2 separate regions of the Homo sapiens genome follow, and region 1 is linked to region 2. A link is an interaction called in ENCODE POLR2A ChIA-PET data of the cell type or tissue named here. Cell type or tissue: OCI-LY7. All regions are shown on one strand. Each heading gives the region's core, and the rest is flanking DNA. Links, peaks and the distances in the headings are about the cores only.

The links. ChIA-PET counts read pairs that join two places held together with the same protein. Peaks named below come from ENCODE experiments on the same cell type or tissue, not always from the same donor. Only the 100,000 strongest peaks of a DNase experiment are listed, where the experiment ranks them.
Region 1: POLR2A ChIA-PET joins it to region 2 with 6 read pairs; 5 of 35 experiments call an interaction of 5 or more read pairs at or near these places.

The regions. Positions count from the first base shown.
Region 1 is chr15:94,161,695-94,173,877 of GRCh38, reverse strand. It overlaps the pseudogene H3P40. Among named protein-coding and RNA genes, the nearest start is that of LINC01581, 60 kb to the right of the region's middle. In OCI-LY7, for the core only: CTCF peaks have their summits at 5,235 and 5,436 (motif pointing right); a DNase peak (open chromatin) is centred at 5,447.
Region 2 is chr15:94,241,999-94,254,181 of GRCh38, reverse strand. The region is part of intron 1 of MCTP2 (multiple C2 and transmembrane domain containing 2); the gene reads right to left. Among named protein-coding and RNA genes, the nearest start is that of MCTP2, 17 kb to the right of the region's middle. In OCI-LY7, for the core only: no CTCF peak of the experiment used is centred there; no DNase peak of the experiment used is centred there; H3K27ac peaks cover 628 bases.

The sequences.
Region 1 (12,183 bases), core at 4,025-6,524, 78 kb after region 2:
TTGCTTGAGTTAACCAAATTCTTTTGCTGTGGTTTGCAGTATTACATTCTGATTAATAAACTCTATTTCTATGTTCATTCTCTCATTTTTCCCTCCTAATTTTCCAAGGCTAATTCTGCCTTTTCTGAAATGTTCCCACTTTGGGTATCGTTTTTCCCGTAAATATCTGCAGTACAGAACACCACTAACCAACACCCACTACCAGCACTTTTTTCTGCCCTCTGCTACAGGGCATTCTCCTGGCCCACCAGCTCTTTATTCTCTTACGCCTCCATCTTTTTTTTTTTTTTTTTTTTTTTTTTGGAGACGGAGTCTCGCTCTGTCTCCCAGGCTGGAGCGCAGTGGCGTGATCTCGGCTCACTGCAAGCTCTGCCCCCTGGGTTCATGCCATTCTCCTGCCACCACGCCTGGCTAATTTTTTGTATTTTTAGTAGAGACGGGGTTTCACCGTGTTAGTCAGGATGGTCTCCATCTCTGGGCCTCATCATCCACCCGCCTCGACCTCCCAAAGTGCTGGGATTACAGGCGTGAGCCACCGCGCCCGGCCACGCCTCCATCTTATTCCTCTTTCCTGTTTACATCCCTCTCTGGGTTTCTTCTTCCTTATTCACAAACTTCCTTTTTCACTAAACTGTAACACCTAATGCGCCAAATACAATGACTTTGACTAACTGTAGCTATACCCCAAGAACGACTGCTCTTCTCTCTCTTAAAGCACTCTATCTAACATAATTTATCATCTTAACAATTTTAAATTGTGCAATTTGGTAGTGTTAACTGTATTCGCATAGCTGTGCAATAGTTGTCCAGAAATTTTAATTGTGCACTGAAACTTTAGACTCATTGAACAAAACCTCCCTGCTTTCTGCCCCCTAGCAACCACAATTTTACTTTCTATGAGTTTGGCTTTTCATATACCTCATATAAGTAGAATCACACATTATTTGTCTTTTTGTGACTGGTTTATTTCACTTAGCGTAATGTCCTCAAGGGTCAACCATGTTGTAACATGTGACAAGTTTCTCTTCCTTTTTAAGGCTGAATTATATTCCATTGTATGTAAAGAACGCATTTTCTTTATTTATCCATCCATGAACATTTTGGTTGCTTCCAAATGTTGACTGTTGTGAATGGTGCTGCTATGAACGTAGGTGTGCAAAGATCTCTTGAAGTTCCTGCTCTTAATTTTTCAGACATATATTCAGAAATGGCATTACTGGATCATATGGTAATTCTATTCTTATGTTTTTGAGGACACTTCATACTGTTTTCTGCAGTAGGTGCATCATTTTACACTCCCACTAAGGAGTGTCCAAGGTCTCCAATTTCTTTGCATCCTTGCCAGTACTTGTTTTCTGCTTTTGTTTTTGTTTTTTAAATCATAGTCATCCTAATGGGTGTGAGATGGTATCTCACTGTGGTTTTGATTTGCATTTCTCTGTTGTTTAGTGATATTAAACATCTTTTCATGTGTTTATTGGCCAACTGGAGAAGTGTCTAGCTGAGTTCTTTGCCCATTTTTGAACTGGGTTATTTGTTTTTAATTGTTGAGTTCTAAGAAGTCTACCTATATTCTGGATACGAACTTATGAGATAGATGATTTGCAGATATTTTCTCCCATTCCGTAGGTTGCCTTTTCACTGTTGACTTTTTCGATGCCAAATAGTTTGTAGCTTTTATATAGTCTCATCTGTAGCTTTTATATAGTCTCATTTGTCTGTTTTGTTTTTGTTTCCTGTACTTTTGGTGTCGTATTCAAGAAATGAATGCCAATTCCAATGTCATGCAGCCTTTCCCCTATGTTTTCTTTGCGGAGTTTTAAAGTTTTAAATCTTACATTTAGGCCTTTGATTCACTTTGAGTTAGCTTTAGTATATTGTTTAAGGTAAGAATCCAATTTCATTCTTTTGAATGTGGATATCTAGTTTTCCCAATACCATTTATTCAGGAAGCTCTCCTTTCCCTATTGTGTGACTGTGACTCCCTTGTTGAAAATAATTTTACCATGTAAGCAAGAGTTTATTTCTGGGCTGCCTATTCTGTTTTATTGGTCTATATGTTTCTCTTTATGCTATTACCATGCTGTTTTGATTACTGTAGATTTGTATTATGTTTTGAATTCAGGAAGTATGAGAACTCCAACTTTGGTCTTCTTTTTAAAGATTGTTTTGACTATTCAGAGTCTTCTGAGATTCCCTATCAATTTCAGGATGGGTTTTGTCTATTTCTACAAAAATTGCCATTGAGATTTTGATAGGGATTGCAATGAATCTATAGATTTTTTGGGTACTATGAATATCGTTATAGAATTAAGTTTTTCCAATCATGAGCATAGGATGTCTTTCCATTTATTTTTATCTTCTTTGATTTTTTCAATAACGTTTTATAATTTTCAGTGTACAAGATTTTTGCCTCCTTATGTTTATCTGTTAATTCCAATATTTCTAGCATAAAGAAAAGATAAATATTTATGGTGATGGATATCCTAATTACCCTAGGATTATATGAATGTATCAAATTATCACAGGTGCCCCCAAAATATGTACATCTGTTATGTATCACTAAAAAATAAAATGAAATAAATTAAAAAAATGAAAAACAAAACCTTATTCCTAAGTATTTTATTCTTCTTTTTTTACATATTTATAATACTTTCAGCTCTTAAAAAATGTTCCCCGGTTTATTAAGTTATAACTGACAAAGAAAAATTTGTGTACTTGTGGTGTGCACTGTGATGTTATGGTATATTTGTACATTATTAAATGATTAAATCATACTAATTAACTATAATCTCACAGGCATATATATTTTTGTGGTAAGAACAGGTAAGATTTAAACTCTTAGCAATTCAAGTATTTATTAGGTTGATGCAAAAGTAATTGTGGTTTTTGCAAATACTTTTTTTTTTTTTTTGATGGAGTCTCGCTCTGTTGCCGGGCTGGAGTGCAGTGGTGCATTGGCAAAAAACACAATGACTTTTGCACCAACTTAATAATACATTATTATTAACTATAGTGGCCATGCTTTACAATAGAACACTCCATCCTTCAGCAGCAGGATACTATTCTTTTCAAGTACACATGGAACATTCTCCAGGATAGACCATATGTTAGGACACAAAATAAGTTTTAACAAATTCAAGAAGGTTGAAATCATACCAGGTTATCTTTTCCAATCACAGTGATATAAAACTATAAACCAATCACAGGAAGAAAATGGGAAAACACACAAATAGGTAGAAATTAAACAACATACTTCTGAGCAACCAAAGGGTCAAAGAAGAAATCAAAAGGAAAATTAAAAAATATCTTGAGACAATTGAAAATGGAAACACAACTTAGGGGATGCAGCAAAAGTAGACCTAAGAGGGAAGTTCATAGTGGTAAGCACCTTCATTATTCTACATTATCCTTTTTGATGGTATTGTAAAAGGGATTGTTGATTTTATTTCCTTCTGGGGTTTTCTGTTGTTAGTGTAGAGAAACACACTGAGTTTTGAGTGTTGGTTTTGTATCCTGCGACATTACTGGATTCATTTATTCTAAAATTGTTTTTGTGGACCAAACTTTTACCTTCTTCAATGAACCTTCTGCCCTTTATCCTCAGGTTCTGATTTATTCTTTGCTTTCTTGTTTACTATTTTTGAATCTAACAATGACTTGACAATTGAGTTAAAATCAGGAAACTGGAGTTGGTGATTGTTTGAAGGAAAGTTTATAGAGATTCATCTTCCTAGAAACATGTCCCTAAGAGCCTTTCCTTCCCTGAGTATTTTGTAATTGGCCCTCCTGATGGGGAGGATGAAAGACAGAAACATAAGGAAAGGAATAGAATAAGGGTTGTGAACAATTCTAGGGGAAAAGGACTATTAAAAAAATACATATAGGGCTGGGTGCAGTGGCTCATGCCTGTAATCCCAGAACTTTGAGAGGCCAACGTGGGTGGATCTGTTGAGGTCAGGACTTTGAGGCTAGTCTGGCCAACATGGTGAAATCTTGTCTCTACTACAAATACAAAAATTAGCCAGGCGTGGTGGTGCACACTTGTAGTCCCAGCTACTCAGGAGGCTGAGGCAGGAGAATTGCTTGAACTTGGGAGGCGGAGGTGGCAGTGAGCCCAGATCGCACCACTCCAGCCTGGGTGACAGAGCAAGACTCTGTCTAAAAATCAAAAAGAAAACAATTGGGTAATTAGGCTAGGGGATGCTTTTGAAAGCATAGTCTCAGTTGTGACCTAACGGACTCAATGACTTTGTTCACTAACACATTCTGCCTTTCATAGCCTCATCCCAGTGCTTCCTTCTGAGTTACTAAAAGTGATTATTTGTAACTCTATTTTAAAATAAGATTTCATTGATTTAAGCATTGAACTAATTATCCTTAAATAATATATCTGTTGGACAGGCAGGTAGAGGAGAGTTCTCATTATTCCTGGTCATCACCATGCTTCCATCCTATTCTATGCCTTTATTACAACACTGCCCTATCTAGGATGAAATTTATCTTCCTGACCATGAAAATTTCTCCTGAGACTGATGTGATTGCTGAAGACATGCTTGCTGACCACGACCTATGGAGAGTTTTTTAAAAATAGTTTAATGTATTTTAATAGCAAACTTACAGAAACAACACAGAAGAAAGACAACATTAAAAAACACGTACTGCATGTAGGACAATTCAGTGAGAAAAGTCTAGTGAATGGATGGTATCTGTCATTTGATAAAAATGCTACAAACACCATTTAGTTGCTGTCAATAAAACATTTACTTATTTTTTTTTAAAAAATCCAAATGCTAGCATTGTTCAGAAAAAAAATAACAGGTTTCTTAATTGTTATAAAGTTTAACCACTGAGACTTCTTCACTGAAAGGTTTGACTTGCATTAATGCTTCATGTAGGGACATAAATGCAGGGCATTTATACTAACAGTTCACACACAAACGAACACAGAAAAAAAGTGTCAATATCTGGTTTCTGTCCTCTGTTTTTTCACTGGCAATCATATACTTAGTTACCTTTTGACCCCATGGAAAAAAAAATATCTAACATTCAGAACCACCAATAACAAGAAGAAGAGAATTTTTCTCAGAATGAAATGTTCCCATCATAGAGGATTCTTAAGGACCTTCTCTACGTATGAGATGTGCTAGCTGGACGACTTTTGGCATAATTGTTACACATTTGGCATGGATAGTGCACAAGTTGGTGTCTTCAAAAAGGCCAACCAGATAGCCCTCACTCACTTGCCTCCTGCAAAGCACCAATAGCTGCGCTCTAAAAGCGCAGATGTTTTCAAGTCCTGAGCAATTACGTGCATCAGATGCTGGAAGGAAAGTTTGCAAATCAGAAGTTTGGAGGACTTCTGATAAGGTCTGATATCATGGAGTGTCACAGTAACCAGGCCTGTAATTATGAGTTTTCTTCACCCTTCCAGGAGAGGGCGCACTACTGCAAGCAGCTTCCACAGCCGGTTGCTTCCTGGGGGCTTTGCCACTGGTTGATCTGTGGGCAGTCGGCTTTGTACCAGCCACGGTCTTAAAAACCTCCTTACTTATCCCCTTCTCCTTCAGCTGGGGCTCAGCGAGCTACAGGTGGTGCTGGCATTAGAGATTTTATGATTGAGGTGTACTGTTTTGAAAATAGAATCTCAGGTTTGCTTTGTCAGATAGGCCATATCTATTTAATCTGGTTGTAGAATCCATACCCATTCTCCAACATAGTTTAGAACTAGTTATTAACAGAGGTACGCAGGTAAAAAGATCTTTCTGTCAGTACCCTTAAGAGGAAACGTGTACACACACACACGCACACGCGCGCGCGCACACACACACACACACACACACACACACACGATACAGTTTAGTTCATGGAGGCCTGCGCTGGCCACCTCCTGTCTTATTGCCTTTGGTAATGCAATCATAACATCTAAACTTAGCTACTGCACTGATTTATGTATTGTAGATATGGTTCTTCTTGATGGCGAGCAAGCAGGGGCCCTGGCTTGATTAAGAGGAAAGCAGAGGCCTTACCTATCTCTTTCACCGCTCTGCCTCCCAAAGCCTAGCACAGGGCCTGGTAAAACTTTAGTAATATTCATAGACTCAGAATGACAACGTGAATAATGACTCTAAGAATTCAGACCATAGGTTTAGAACCAAGGCTGTGAGTTTAAGAGTTTTACCGTCTTCGAATAAAACTTCCTCTCCAATCCTGTGAGTGTTGAAATCATACCCCTTTTTAAAGCCTTGGGGGAAAAAAAAAGAGAGAAAGCCCTTATGTGTATACCACTCCAAATGAGCAGGAAACAGCATAATTATTTAATGTGTGTATTAGCCTGTTCTCACACTGCTAATAAAGACATACCTGAGACTGGGTAATTTATAAAGGAAGGAGGTTTAATGGAGTCAGTGCCACATGGCTGGGGAGGCCTCACAATCATGAGAGAAGGTAGAGGAGGAGCAAAGTCAGATCTTACATGGTGGCAAGCAAAAAAAGAGAGCATGTGCATGGGAACTCCCCTGTATAAAACCATCAGATCTCGTGAGACTTATTCACTATCACGAGAACAGCACAGGAAAGACCCACCCCCCCCCATTATTCAATCACCTCCCACAACAAGTGGGAATTATGGGAGCTAAAATTCAAGATGAGATTTGGGTGGGGACACAGCCAAACCATATCAGTGTGCTCAAAGTAATAACATTTCTTCAGGAACTAGCCAGGAACTTTGAAAAGCAACAGATTTTCTTCACTCTACAGCTGCATGACTATGTGCAAAGTACAAAATGGAAAATCATGAAACCCCAAAGAAGAACTTGACGTCAGGGCAGATCTGAATTCAAATCCCTGCTCTTCCCCCTGGATTCATCATGTCTTTTTCCAGCCTTCCTTTTCTCATCTGTAGAATGGATGTGCTAATGTACTCACTTTTTAGAGTTGTGAGATAATTAAGCACTTAACATAATACATGTTAAGTGTATTAATATGTGTGTGGCACATAGTGAAAGTCCAATGTATGTTCGTTTTTTGTCAATTTTTAGTTCATAATTTGGAAATTAGCCATGACAATGATATTTCTGGTTGTTTTAAGGCATGAAATAAACATGTAAAATATCTTTTTGGGCTATTGCATTGATATTGGTCACAAGATGGATTGATGTAGATCACAAGACCAAACTGGGTTAAAAAAAAAATCTAATATGAGCCTGCTTTTTGTTTGTAAGTATATGGAAGAAATAGTGCCCAGAATAAAATCGGAACAAGGTGGAGGAAGGATTCATTCACACAAAACATTGCAACATTATTTAAAGTGAATCTCGGAGGCAGTGGGTTTTTTTTTTTATTTTAGTATTTTTGTGTGGGTGTGAGACGGGGTATCGCTCTGTTGCCCAGGCTGGAGTGCAGTGGCACTATCTTGGCTCACTGCAACCTCCACCTCCTGGGTTCAAGCAATTCTCCTGCCTCAGCCTCCCGAGTAGTTGGGATAACAGGCACGTCCCACCACACCAGCTAATTTTTGTATTTTTAGTAGAGACGGGGTTTCACTATGTTGGCCAGGCTGGTCTCGAACTCCTGACCTCAGGGGATGCGCCCACCTCAACCTCCCAAAGTCCTACTGAAAGGCGAAGACAGCTGGACCTCCTGGATCCAGTGGGGACTTGGGGAACTTTTCTGTCTTACAAGAGGTTTATAAATTCACCAATCAGTGCTCTGCAAAAATGCACCAACCAGCACTCTGTAGCTAGCTAGAGGTTTGTAAAATGGACCAATTGGCACTTTGTAAAATGGACCAATCAGCGCTCTGTAAAATGGACCAATCAGCAGGACATGGGGGGAGGACAAATAAGGGAATAAAAGCTGGCCACCCCAACCAGCAGCGGCAACGTGGTAGGGTCCTCTTCCTTGCTGGGGAAGCTTTATTCTTTCACTCTTCATAATAAATCTTACTGCTGCTCACTCTTTGGGTCCCTGCCACGTTGAAGAGCTGTAACACTCACCAGCAAGGTTCGCGGTTTCATTCTTGAAGTCAGTAAGACCACGAACCTACTGGAAGGAACCAAATCCGGACACACTGGGATTACAGGCATGGAGGAACCAACTCCGGACACAACGGGATTACAGGCGTGAGCCACGCCAGGACGAGGCAGTGGTTCTTACACTGTAGTATGCGTTGACTAAATAAATGGTCTCTTAAAATACAGATTGCTACCCTGCCCCCCCCCCCGCCCCCCAGCCACCACTCCCAAACTCCCCAGCCATTTCTGCATTTATGGTTTTGGGTGAGTCCTAAAAATTTGCCTTTACCATAAAAGGTTGATATGGCTGGCCTTGGGACCACATTTTGTAAATCACTGCAATGGCAGTAATTCTAAGCCTTGGTTGCGTCTTGAAAGCTGGAGAACTTTCAAAGATGCTCATGCCTGGGCTACATCCACAGAAGTTCTGGTTTCATTGGTCTGGGGTGGGGTCTGTTTATGAGGAGTTTCAAGAGCTTTCCGGGTGACCTAAATGTGTACAAGTTAAAGATAACTTACCTAGGATATATCAGAAGTAGTGTATTTTAGAAAAGAGCCATTCGATTATGAATTTAATAAATATGAATTGAGTACCTACCATCATTCCAGCCCTGTGCTATGTAATGGGAAAACAGATATAAATAAGAACGAAAGAGGAAGATTGCCACATTGATAGCTGCTAGAGTGACAGCCTGCCAATGAGCTTGTGCACAGAAGGCTGCTAAGATGGTTGGGATGTATGTGGAAGGCTGTGAAGTTCAAGTGAGAGAAGGTTTCACTAAGGAACTTGAACTGAGTTTTGAGGGATGAGTGAGCATGATGTTTTATGAGCAGAGAATAGGGGAAGGACATTTCAGAGAGAAGGCAGCCATAAGTGAAGGCCCGGAGTTGGGAATGGACACAGTATGTGTTCACGGGCTGCAGCCTGGTGTAGTGGTGCAGAACAGGGTAGGAGAAACAGGCTAAGATAGATTTCCATGCTTAGACTTATCCTATGGGATTTGACGGGGTATTTGAGGGTTTTAGGAGGAAAGTGATAGAAATAGATTTCATCAAGTACATCAAGAGGTAGGAAGATCTACCTGAGAAACATTCTCCAGATAAATGGGCACATAGAATAATCAGGACACCAGCTTCCCCCCGCCTTTAGCTAATCCGTCAACGTCTGATTAGAAGTGCAAGGAAAAGGGGGACGCATTTCTTTTCACTGCAAGTAGAGCTGTTTCAGACTTTGGGAATCTTGGGAGAAAAAGAGTAAATGCGGAGAGAGAAGACATCAGAGAGGAGAAGAAGGAGAAGGAAAGCGCAACAGAAATGACACTGTGATTCAAATCAGTTCAGAAACAGCAAATACAAATAAAAGAAGTGAAAAAAATTTCTCCAACTGCCCCTGATCCTCTGAAACCCTTTCCCAGTGAGGCCAAAGGCCACATACAGTAGCCTGCACTGCCCCCTGCAGGTAGAATACAGAAACGGCAATGATTGAATCTGGATTTTATTCTCAGCTTCGGAGAAAGCAGAGGTAACAAGAATGTGCCTTGTGTATCATCAATCTGCCCTCCAGCTAGGCCTGCGTATTACTTCTTTACTGTTTACGTTTAAGCCTAGTTTTTTTAATTACCATTTTTTTGTTTACATGTAAGCCTAGTTTTCTACTTACCATTTTTGTTGTTTACATTTAAGCCTAGTTTTTAATTACCATTTTTGTTGTTTACATTTAAGCCTAGTTTTTTAATTACCATTTTTTCACGGCTCTTTAAAAACACTTTTTTCCTCACATTTTACATCTGAAATTAGAATGTGTCTTGGAATCAGTTTAATTGACAAGTTTTTTTGTCTTTTCTTTATGATACATGACAGAGCATCTCACAACTGATGGCATCTTAGATTTGGCAATATTTATTTTGCATATGTCAAAGGTATGGCCTGGTGGAAGAGGAATGATGTTTTTGAGTAAGATACATCTGCTGTCACCTTGACTCTGATATCCCTTCTTACCTAAATTTTGGCTCTCCATTACTTACCAGCAATTTGATTTTCAGCAAGTTAATTATCTCTCTGAGTCTTGATTTCTTCGTCTTTAATGCTACTTACAAGATTTTGTACGAGTTAAATGAAATTCCATCTAAAGTCCTTGAACAGGCCTCACCTAGCCCATTAAAGTACCCAATAAATGACAGTTATTTCCAAATTTAAGTCTCAAAAAACAGATAGCTGTCCTGCTACTAACTGAGCGAAAAGCATTCAGACAAAACTACCCGCTCTTCATCCGAACCTGCTGTTGTATCCCAAATGCAATCTGTGTGGATTAATCCTTGGAATTTATGAGAGCTACTGCTGAGAGGCTTGCTTTATGTTGATCACAAAAGGCATGAGGGTTCAGATGAAGTCTGTGGGGGCATTTATTTTAAATGCACCTATTTGGATGCTTAAAGTCTTAAGCAGAACCCAGCTATCTTTGCCCACTATAATTCAAAGCCTCCTGTCTCCAAACGGTGTTAATTTTTTTTCCTGTGCCCTTAAAACTCTCCAGCTTGGTTTCTGCTTTATTCTGATAAACCTGGAAGTGCAGGGCCAAGCCTTTTAAGTAAAACTGCTTTTCCGGTATTTAAGGCGGTTGAACATAAATGAAATAGAAAATGACAATGATAACAGGTAATGCTATCGCTGCCTGCTGGATGCTGTTTGTAGCTCTCCCTAGCAATCACAGGATAAAATAAAGCCCATGTTGAAGGGCAGTTTCTCTAATTGCTGCCAAGGGATATGAGCAGCGTGGACTTGAAGCCTCTGTTAGCTCTGCAGGGGGCAGCTCTCAGGAGCACCTGGATGAAAATGGGGCTTATAAAGATGTTCCGAAGCAAGCTTTCATGTTTGCCAAGTGGCTGCCCCTTGAACTCCCTAATATTCCTTTTTTTTCCTTAAGTGATATGAAATCATACAGTTCAAGTTCTTAGCGTGAGTCCCAAGGAGAGAGAAGGAGCAATAGAAAGAGGAGGAAATCAAAGCTTTTCGTGGTGGCTGCTGCACGCTTTCTTGGTAGCATCATTGCATTTCTGAGGTTTATGGTGAGACAAGGAGCTGAAGGGGCACAGAAGGAGGTCTTCACATGCTTGTTCTGCCCAGGCCCTGCCCCTCTATGCCAATCTGCTTCAATTGCTGGGCATTCAAGCATTTTACACGACAACAACTCTGTTAAGTAGGTATTCAGTTTATTTTATACATAGGGGTTCCAGATAGATTAAGAAGCTTACTAGTATGTGATAAAGTAATGGTTTTAATCCAGGTTGATGTGACAACATTGCCTGTGTTTTTTCCCATGAAACAGTATAGCCTCCCAACGTTCCTTCACCCCAAGCAGAAACTACACCTGAATTCACATTCATCTACTCTGACAGATCTTGCACATGTAGTATTATGTCTATACTACGCATGTATTGGATATGTGAACATCTGCTTATTTATTTATGCTTCAAAACAGCCTGATGAGATAAAAACCATTGGGATCATTTATAAATGAGAAATAATAGGCCTCATTTATAAATGAGAAATCACAGGGCTTATATATAATATGTGTGTATATATACATGTACATATATACATACATATATATACATGTATATATACATATATATACATGTACATATATACATACATATATATACATGTATATATACATATATACATACATATATACATATATATACATGTATATATACACATATATATACATGTATATATACATATATACATACATATATACATATATACATACATATATACATACATATATACACATACATATATATATATCCGTGGGTTTAGCTCTCTGAATGTTTTCGTCACCGTTATAACAACTATAAAACTGGTTAAAGCACTCCATGAGCTTTTAATCTAACAGGTCTCCAGGGTCTTGTGTTATTCAGGCTCTGTTATCTTTCTGTTATGATAATGAAAGAATAGAAACAGCAGGAAAATGTATTTAATACACACACACACACACACACACACACAAACACATGGATATGTACACCCAGGGCAAAAGGCAGTCAGGGGCAGGTGAGGCTTGTTATGTTTTGTTTGATCTATTGCAGAAAAACCAAAGCCAAATTGCTCTGGGATTTCCTCTTTCTTGGATTATGTGGGTTCTTGGAAATGAGCCTCAGAGATC
Region 2 (12,183 bases), core at 5,939-8,438:
GCTGATCAGAAAGTGATGCAATTCAAATATGCTAGGAAATAAGAAGCAATAATAAACAGAAGCAATCAAGAATATTCCAATGCTATGACGAAAACATTTGCTGTTGCCAATCAAATATCGAGGTATTCACAGCTTTCTAACATGTCACCCACCACAGTCTCATCCTCTATGTACACATATGTGCAACCTTGATCTATACCATTTGAAATTAGAGTCATTGAAAGTGAAAGTAAACAGTGTGCTCTGGAGCATCAAGGATCATGTAAAAAGCAGATGTGTTTCAACCCACCATTGAGCTATACTACCACCAGATTTTTTTTTTTAAGCTGATGAGAAAACTGTTTCAGTCTCTGGAGTTTAATGGTTACACTTGTGTGATACTGCAGTAGAATTAGGTCTGTCACATGCAACGATGTGAAACTTACATTTTGTGCATTAAAAAAAAAAAGAGAGACTTTAAGAGAGAGACTATTACAGTATCCTTTAGTTCCCCTAGGCATTAGCTCAAGGAATAAAATACACACCCCATTTATTCTCCTGAGGCACTCAGAGTACAGTAGGAGAAGCAGATAGCAAAGCAATTCCAACAGTGTTGTGTGATCTAGGAGGTGTTAAGAATGAGATGCTAATGCAGTACCTAGTTGATGCATTAATCCAGTGTGATAAAGGCTAGACCACAAAAAAATGTAACTAGAATGACAATGAAGGGACTGAGAAGCTGAATTTTGTAATTTGCTGATTATATGTGTTGGAGAGGAATAGGGAGCAGGCAGCAGCAGGTGTTTAAGTTGCCTAGATAGGCCAGAGGTAATATGGTGGAACCACCAATTAACACAGGGAAAGAGGAGCAAGAGCCATTTACAGAAGGTAAGGTGGAAGACTGATAAGTTATCAAAGTTGAGACACACTATATAGTCTAACTGGATATTCAAGGTGGGAGTTCAGAGCAAAATCTGAGATGGAAATGTGGAAGACAGGAACCGTCTCTCCTCAAACAAGTGTGTAAAGTGAAAAGCAAACAAGGCTGGGTGCTGAACCACAGGAATAATTAACTTTTAGTGGCAGCACAGAGGAAAGAGAGAGGAAGTTTCAAGGAGTAAGCAACAATTGCAAATGTTGCAGAAAAGTCAGCTGAGGGAAGCAGAGGTGCCCCCAACTTGTTTGGTTACTGGGAGGGCAGCAGACACCTCGGGGACACAGAAGCCAGGCTGTAATGAGCTGGGAAGCCAGAAAAGCAAGGTATGACAAGAGATAAGATAAAATAAACAACATTTAATTAAGATATGCTAATTTTTAATCAAATTTATAAATAAGTAGAAATTGTAAATAAGGTTCAGATATTAACCACAGATCCTCCAAAAATTTCAAAATTACCTGTTTCCCTTATATCATACTTTTCATGTCTTATTTTGATGGCTGGTAACCCTACCTAGGTCTGAAGAGAATCTAAGTTACACTTATAAGTTTAGGTGACAGATTACAAACTTTAGAATTAGAAAAGTTTAAGCTGTGATACCTTGTTTTTACTTTGAGACCAAAAAAAAAAAAATCTGTAAACCAGAGGCATGAATAAAAAATTTGTGGTTTATTTTTCTCCACTCTGTGTCACCTCATGAGGGGATCAGCACTTACCACAGCACAGCCTAATTAACTGTTGTCAAACAGAATTGAAGGTCAAATGGCTAATTAAAGATGGAGACATTACTAGAATCCAGATCTTTTGATCTGCCAGGTAATTTTCTTACAATGACAATTCAAAAGGTCATGTCTTACAACTGTAGTAAGCTCTGTAAAAACGTTATACTCAATATCACTAATTCTTAGGGAAATGTACATGGAAATTATGAGACACACTTTAAACTCACTAGAATGGCTATCAACAACAACAAAACAGAAAATGGCAAGTGTTGGCAAGACTCTAGAGAGATTGGAACCCTAGTGTGCTGTTGGTGGAAATGTAAAATGGTACAGCCGCTATGGAAAAATGATGTAGCAGTTCTTCAAGAAAATAACCATAGAATCATCACATAATCTAGCAATTCCACTTCTGGGTATCTGCCCAAAAGAAACGAAAGCAGGGACTTAAATAATTGTACACCGATGTTCCTAGCAGCACTATTTGCAATAGGCAAAAGAAGCAATTCAAGTGTCTACGAATGAACAAAATGCGATAAATACATACAACATATTATTATTCAGCCTTTAAGAAGAAGGAAATTCTGGCAATTGCTAGGACGTGGATGAACCTTGAGGACATTATGCTACGGGAAATAAGCCAGTCACAAATGGACAAATACTATAGGAGTCCTCTTATGGGAGCTACTTAAAGTAGTCAAATTCGTGGAGACAGAAAGTAGAATGATGGCTGTCAGGGGCAGAGGGAGAGGACAATGAGGAAACAGTGTTTAATGGACACAGTTTCAGTTACACAAAATGAAGAGTTCAGGAGACGGATGGAGGTGACAGTTGTGCAACAATATAAACATAACGTCACTGAACTGTATACTTAAAAATGATCATTGCAGCCAGGTGTGGTGGCTCACGCCTATAATCCCAGCACTTTGGGAGGCCGAGGCAGGTGGATCACCCGACGTCGGGAGTTCGACACCAGCCTGACTGACATGGAGAAACCCCGTCTCTACTAAAAATACAAAAATTAGCCAGGCGTGGTGGCGGGCACCTGTAATCCTAGCTACTCAGGAGGCCGAGGCAGGAGAATTGCTTGAACCCGGGAGGTGGAGGTTGCAGTGAGCTGAGATCGCGCCACTGCACTCCAGCCTGGGCAACAAGAGCGAAACTCCGTCTCAAAAAAAAAAAACAAAATGCGTATTAGGTTATGTGTATTTTAGGATGATTAAGAAAACATAAAAATGACAAAATTTATTAATTTTAAGCCAAGTTGGAATGAATGTACAGGTCTAGAAACTGACACATTTTAAGGAGATGAATTCGGTAAAGTAAAAAGATATATTTATTTGTCAGGGTCAAAATCCCAGGTGACCATGGGTCCTGTCCTCACTGTGGCTACGGCAGCTCTGCAGGAATGCAGCCTGACTCGCCTCACACTCAGATCTTTCAAGAGATGCTCTCAGCCCAAATGTTTATGTGAAATTACTACATTTTATACACTGCCAATCAAACAGAAGTCATGAAGTCAACCAAGGGCCACTCTTATCTAATCATCTTCCATAGTCATGCTACTTATGTCAGTATAGATATCAATGTATTGCTTCTCATTTAGATAAGACATTTTCTTAAACTTGACTATGAGGACATTTTCTGCTGCCTCTCACTCTATAAATACCCAACACCAATTCACATTTCATAACACAATGAAGACAGCTTTTTCCCAGAGCAGATAAATTCTGTACTAAAATTGTTGGGCTCTGCTGTCAATTTTCCTAGCTCCATCACACTGAACTCTATAAGTAGCATAAAAATCAAAATGTATTCTTTCAGGCCACATTTCTCTTAATGTTATGATTGTTCTCTGAGTGACTTCACCTTGCACAGCTCATGTCATTTCATATAACAGAGATAAAGACTGCTGTTCAGCTAATAGAAAAAAATAGATAACTCTCAGTCCCTGTAGTAAGGTATAAATTCATTTAGCTAAATTTTGTTTTCTAGGTAATTTCATGGTGTTAGCTCTTTGAGGAGCCAGGTGCTTTGCCTTAATGTGTTTTTAGATTTAGAGTATATTAGAGAAAATCCATACAAAAATCCAGTGTTCATAGGCTTCTATAGTAATCCTCAATACGTGCTCACGACATGAAATTTTAAATTACTCCATCAGCACAAGTGAAGGATAGAATCTCTTGCACAGTTTGCACAAGGTGACAACTGAGTTACTACAAACTATAAATGTTCTACAAGCCTAGGAAATGTAGCACAGAATGCATATTAAGTGATATATTTTTAGATACACACATACACCAGGAACAGAAATACGAGCCACTCATTTTCACTAATGCAGCCATTAAAAATGAATTCTCCAATGCTATGTAGTCACCTGGAAAATAATTTATGGTATAATTTTAAGTGAAAAACACAAACTACAAAATTCTACCAAAACTATGTTTATGGCTCTGTGAAGTGATGTACAAGTATGGCTTAAGTTGGGGAAAAAAAAAATGAAAAAATCACTGATGGCTGATTTTTTCCAAAGGCAGATAATATGTGCTTTTTTTTTCTTTTACTATTGACATAATGTTTTGTAATAAGCGAATGTAAAAATAAAAGTAATGTTTGCAGTGACATTTTGTATGTGTGCTTTCAGACAACAGAAAGAAAAAGTTTAATCAAAAACAGTCTTGGATGACAACTAGGTTTCTGGTGACCAGCTCAGATCAACTCATGACAGCTACCTGAAGAGCTGTTATTAAAAAAAAGATTCTGGCCAGGCACGGTGGCTCATGCCTGTAATCCCAGCACTTTGGGAGGCTGAGGTGGGTGGATCACGAGGTCAGGAGATCGAGACCATACTGGCTAACACAGTGAAACCCCGTCTCTACTAAAAATACAAAAAATTAGCTGGGCGTGGTGGCGGGTGCCTGTAGTCCCAGCTACTCAAGAGGCTGAGGCAGGAGAATGGCGTGAACCCAGGAGGCGGAGGTTGCAGTGAGCTGAGATCGCGCCACTGCACTCCAGCCTGGGTGACAGAGTGAGACTCCGTCTCAAAAAAAAAAAAAAAGATTCTGAGACTCAGTGGGAAATATGATGTCATTCACTTGAACATCTGCCTTGGGCTTTGGAAAGGGGAGCAATGGCTCTAGGCTGGTATTACCATCTCCATCTCAGCACAAATATCAGAACCATAGATCCTATAGAAGGACCAGAAATATCCTACAACTTTCTTTAAGACAATTCAAGAGGCCATGCTAACTCCAGATATGGCACAGCTAATTAGTTCTTATTCAACAGCCAATACAGGAAAGTCCACATATAGTTTTAGAATATTCTAAATAACACAGGGCTATGTAAAATAAATGAAACCACTTCACATGGTACAGGCATATTACGGAAAATCAAGACAGATATCTATCCCAGATTCTTAACTCCTACTTATGTGTAATAAAATATTATCATGTTTGTCATCTCTGCACAGAACAGAAGCTCCAGAGAGAGAACAATCAGTACAGGCATCTATCTGCACAACACAAGCGCTTCAATAGCATTTAAGCTCGAGTTTAACATTTAATTTAGTAAATTTCTGCTTTTCTATAAAGGTATAATTCTGTATTACCATTCCTTCTGACTCTCAGGACCCAAAGCATACTGTTCCATATTGAGTTAATCAACAAAAAGCACAGAGAACCTGTGTAAGCCACCGTGGCAGGGTTTACACCACTGGGTAAGTTTCCACGGACTGAGCAGGAAGGGTTCTTGATTAAGACACTTGCACCTTTGCAAAGCCTCACTGTCTGTTTTGGCTCATTGTTCACCAAACAATTCAAATTTCGTAAATCATATAAAAATCCAGTGTTGAAAAGATTTAGACTTAAAGTAGAGGAAGCTCTAATTTCCAATAAGTATCTTGACACAAGCGGGCAGAATCTTGACAGCCTGAGAATGACAGGACAGTGTGGCATTTACAGAGAGCTAAAAGCAACAAGCGAAAGAACATATTTTAAGCGTCAAAGGAAAGTTAAAGCAAGCCTGGCCAAAGCTCTAGGCTTACCTGACTGGCCAATGTAATTGGAAAGTAAACACAGAAGGAGCTCTCATTGGGAGCAAAGTTCAGCCAACTTGGTTTGTGTGAAGAAAGGTAGGATCTACTGAGCCACAGTCACGTCCTTGCCTGGAAGAGGCCCATTATTTCGAGATGGTTCAGTTCTACTTGGTGGAAGGGTAATGCCTGTGTGAAGTATAACACTAGAAACCTCGCATAAGGAGAAAATGGGTGCATCAAACACTTGGGGTGCAAGTGTAGGGATTTTGTTTCCTTATTCAAGGCTGTTATTAGTTACATAATGTGACCTTTGCACAGATCAAAAACCTGGCTCTTTCAGGTCCCACATCAGGAATCACCTCCTTAACAAGTTCTACCCCAAGCCTAACTCTAATCCTGACCTTCTAGTGTGAAGCAGTACCTCCATGTCATAATCTCATCACACCTCACATTCTTGATGGCCCTAAGGATCCAACATTATCTTGTTAGTTTATTTACTTAATCTCCTAATCTACTCCTCAATACCACCCTGCAATACTGTAAGTGCCCTGAGGGGAAGAGACTGGATTTTCCCAGTCCACATCAATACCTGGCACATTACAGATAAGTTTTGATGGAACAAACAAATGAATGAATTCAGAAGAGGATTCGTTTTATTAACATCATGACTGAATATTTACTAGAAATCCAAGCCTGCCTAGAGACTAGTGGAGTTCATCAACCTAAAGAGCTTCATAACTGTTAAGCTTTTTGGAAAAACATGTTGTGTAATACATATTTATTGCTCTATGATAAGGTACAGGGCAGCTTTTTACAGAGGCATTAAATTAGTAATGATCATCAGTCTTACTGATTGAAGGTCAGGGAGTAAACTATGGTGAGGATGCGCCCGTTTTATCTGCTTGGACATCCCATCTGGTTTTTCCCAATCATTTCGTAATGAAATGACCCACTCCTCTTAACATCTCTACAAAATCACCATCAACAGGTTGACAATGAAGCCCCTGAACTCCACAACAGAGTAAGGCCCACATAAGTGATCTCAGACACTATCAACCAAGAATTGAAGGATCCTAGAACTGGCATGGATCCTAAAGCCCAGCTCTCTGTCCCCTCTTTCCATTAACATTTGGATCTTAATAGGCAGAAATCCTTTACAATCCTGAGGATCCTGGAGACAGCTGGAATTCCCCAGCATGTTGGGGACTAAGAAAGGGCAGCAGGTGAGGCACCCAGGAAGCACTCATGAGGAGCTGACTGATGTGCATCCAATGCCCTCTGAACTGATCCAAATGTCTCAATCAAAGGAGAAAAAGCTGCCACAGATGAATTAAAAGGAATCACATGCACTCACGCGCACACACACGCACACACCTCCTAAGCCCTTTTTTGGCCTGTGAATCTACAAAGGTTTTTAAATATAAATTAATAAACTCTTCCTACACTCATGTGAAGCATGATTTAATGAATATATTTCTCAACCTGTCTGGGATGCATTAACATGACATTTGCCCAGATCATGGGAGTTTGTCTTAAAATACTCAAAGGAGTTACTATCAAAGATGGCAGTCAGCACTCATTAGTATTTATAAGGCATTCCATTACAGTAGCATCTCTCAAATGAAAAGGTAAAGAACACTTATCAATATTAAAACCATCATCTTTTAAAAAGGTTAAATCGATTTTTCTCCACCACTTGGATTCCATCAATGCCAGTGTCAGCGCAATGAAGTGGACATTATCATGTGACAGCTTAAATTGATAATTCCCAAATGAACTTTCCCTAGTTTTCTATCATTTCTCAGTCTGTGGATTTTGCAACCCATTTCATAGAGCCTCGGCTAGAACAAAGGCTTAGAATGATTAAAAACATCCAAATCAATCTTCCCACTGAGCTAAAATACTGCAAATGAGTTTTTAAATATGAAGCAATTATTAGGTTCTATTAAGGGAGGTAAACATGACACATTATATGGCATTAAAGTTAAATGAGTCTCTCCACCATCAATATTTCCAAACAACAAGAGCATCAGCCACTGCAGCTACTCCTTAAGGGGAGGCTATGGTGCTTCAGGTATCAGGTACTAAGCACTTTAGAAATACTATCCTATAATCCTCATAACTCTATAAGGTAGGTACTATTAGACGACTCATTCACTGACGAATAAACTGAGGCACAGAAAGCTTAAGTAACTTTCCCAGTGACACACAATTACTACATAGTAGAGCTGAGATTCAGGACCATTGGCTCAGCTCCAAATACTTGACCTTTAAGCCACCTGTCCTTCAGTCTCTGACACCTCATTTCCTGTAGGTGACGGTTTCAGTGTCCATTCCTAATATGTGTAGCATTGCAAAGGGTCCTTCAGCAAAGTTCCAAGAGGCTACACAATGTGAGAGGAACAGAGATAAAAGTGACGACCTCTCCCCAAGCCTTTGCCAGTCCCTCCCATTCTTCCAGACTCAAGTCACATTTTTCCTCCCCACTCTCAGCCTACACAGACCTCATCTGCCTTTAAAATCCTCTCTGCTCCGAAGAGGTTACCACTAATAATCTTTTCATGAAGATGAAGCTTGACACTCCAGGGAGACAAGTTTTTTGAAACTAGAAAACATTTCCATTTTCTCTATTGCCCTGTTTAAACGTGAAATCATAGCTGATCAATATTTTTGGCTGGGGGGGGAGCAATCAGAAATGTAGGTATGTGCTCCAATGAAGCCATTGACTAGGTTTCACCTTCCAAAGCCTTCAAAGGTACTCTTTTGTCTATATAGATATATATATATATATATACACACACACACACATATATTTATATATGTATACACATACATATGTATATACACATTTACATATACATATGTATATGTATAAGTATATGTATATATACATGTACATATGTATATGTCTATATACGTATATGTACATATACGTATATATACATATATGTATACATATATAAATATATACATGTATGTATATAAATATATACATATATGTATACATATATAAATACATACATGTATGTATATATACATATATGTATATAAATACATATACATATATGTGTATATATAAATATATACACACATGTATATAAATATATACACACATGTATATAAATACATATACATATGTATGTAAATATATATACATATGTATGTAAATATCTACACATATGTATGTAAATATATGTACATATATGTATATAAATATATACATATGTGTATATACGTATATACACATATGTATATATACATATGTGTATATATACATACATATGTATATATACACATATGTATAAATATATACATACATATGTGTGTATAAATCTATACATGTGTATAAATATACAAACATGTGTGTATAAATATATACACATGTGTATACATATACATATATAAACATAGGTACATATGTATGTGTATACATATACGTAAACAGGTACATATGTATGTGTATACATATACGTATATAAACATAGGTGCATATGTATGTGTATACATATACGTATATAAACAGGTGCATATGTATGTGTATACATATACGTATATAAACAGGTGCATATGTATGTGTATACATATACGTATATAAACATAGGTGCATATGTATGTGTATACATATACGTATATAAACATAGGTGCATATGTATGTGTATACATATACGTATATAAACATAGGTGCATATGTGTATACATATACGTATATAAACATACGTGCATATGTATGTGTATACATATACGAATATAAACATAGGTGCATATGTATGTGTATACATATACGAATATAAACATAGGTGCATATGTATGTGTATACATATACGTATATAAACATAGGTGGATATGTATGTGTATACATATACGTTTATAAACATAGGTGCATATGTATGTGTATACATATACGTATATAAACATAGGTGCATATGTATGTGTATACATATACGTATATAAACATAGGTGCATATGTATGTGTATACATATACGAATATAAATATAGGTGCATATGTATGTGTATACATATACGTATATAAACATAGGTGCATATGTATGTGTATACATATACGTATATAAACATAGGTGCATATGTATGTGTATACATATACGAATATAAATATACATATTTATGTGTATACATATACGTATATATACATATGTATGTGTATACGTATACGTGTATATATACATGTGTATACATATGTGTATATAAATATATACACATATGTATGTGTATATATGTGTGTATATAAATATATACACATATGTGTATACACGTGTATATAAATATATACACATATGTATGTGTATACACGTGTATATAAACATATACACATACGTATGTGTATACACGTGTATATAAACATATACACATATGCATGTGTATACATGTGTATATAAACATATACACATATGTATGTGTATACATATGTGTGCATAAATATATACACATATGTATGTGTATACATATGTGTGCAATATATACACATACGTATGTGTATACATATGTGTGCATAAATATATACACATATGTATGTGTATACATATGTGTGTGTAAATATATACACATATATGTATGTGTACACATATGTGTAAATATATACACATATGTATGTGTATACATATATGTGTACATAAATATATACACATATGTATGTGTATACATATATGTGTACATAAATATATACATATGTGTATACATATATGTATATACGCATATGTGTATATACATATATATGTTCATAAATATATACACATATGCATGTGTATACATATATGTATACACATATGTATGTGTATACATATATGTGTATATACGCATATGTATGTGTATACATATATGTGTATATATACGCATATGTGTATACATATATATGTATATACGCATATGCGTATATACACATATGCGTGTATACATACATATACAAATATACGCATACGTATGTATGTACATACGCATATACGCATACGTATGCACGCATACGTATGTGTGTACATACGCATATACGCATACATATGTACGCATACGTATGTGTGTACATACGCATATACGCATACGCATGTACGCATACGTATGTATGTACATACGCATATACGCATACGTATGTATGTACATACGCATATACGCATACGTATGTATGTACATACGCATATACGCATACGTATGTATGTACATACGCATATACGCATACGTATGTACGCATACGTATGTATGTATATATGCATATACGCATACGTATGTACGCATACGTATGTATGTATATACGCATATACGCATGTGTATGTACGCATACGTATGTATATACGTATATACGCATACGTATATACGCATACGTACATACGTACGTATGTATATACACACACGTATATAAATATATCCACACCCGTAGATACATATATACACACCCGTAGATACACATATACACGTATATGTGTAGATACACATATACACGTGTATGTGTAGATACACATATACACGTGTATGTGTAGATACACATATACACGTGTATGTGTAGATACACATATACACGTGTATGTGTAGATACACATATACACGTGTATATGTGTATCTACATATACACGTGTATATGTGTACGTGTATATGTGTATACATATATATACATATATTTAGGAAACACTGTCAGCTAACCCCAGAAGTGGCCAGGCTTTCATCAAATCATACGGTAACTACCAAGAAACCACTAAACCCAATACTGCCAATAGGATATGTGCATGTGCAATACTCGCTTTCTGACCTCAAAACTTAGTTAAAAATGCAAAAGGGAAAAACATCTTTAAAATGAAAATAAAAATCTAAAGTTTAAAAAAAAACTTTCAGTGTCTAGTGTCTCATCTCTAAAAATAACAGCCTCAAGTTGGGTAAATAGACTAGATTTTTAAAATTGTTACTGGCCCAAAAATGTGCCTCTTGTTTCTTTTAATACTGTAATTTAGTATCAGATCCTACCATGCTTTCTCATCCTTATCCTGGTTAGAAGGCAATGTAGAAAAAAACCTCAGCAGTGCACAGATGCCTGATCTCTGAGAAAGCTGACATAACAGCGTAGGCAGGCACTTACCCAAACCTCTGTAGGTTTGCTTATTACGAAGAATCCAGACTCCCTCTTTTCCTTGAATAATAGACATTTATGAAGTATCTGTTATGTGCAAGGCAGTCTACATGTATTCTTACTAATATCCACAGGCATCTCAAAGTATTTTCATCTCCATTTTACAAATGAGAAAACTGAGTTCCAGAGATGTCAACGTCCCACAGCTAATATATGGCAGAACTGATAGTTGAGCTGGGGTTTGTCTGAATTCAAAACCCAGTCTTTCCCCAGTAACAAGGTGGTTTGAGGGAGCCATAGCATAGGCCTTCATTACTTGCTCACTGGAGTAGAAACGTTTTAAGTGGTTCCATTCTGCACCTACCTCATCAGAAGTGGCCTACAGGAACTCTTGCTGAATGGAGAGAATAATTTGGAACCTTTTCTCTCCTTAATCATTTCAACAAC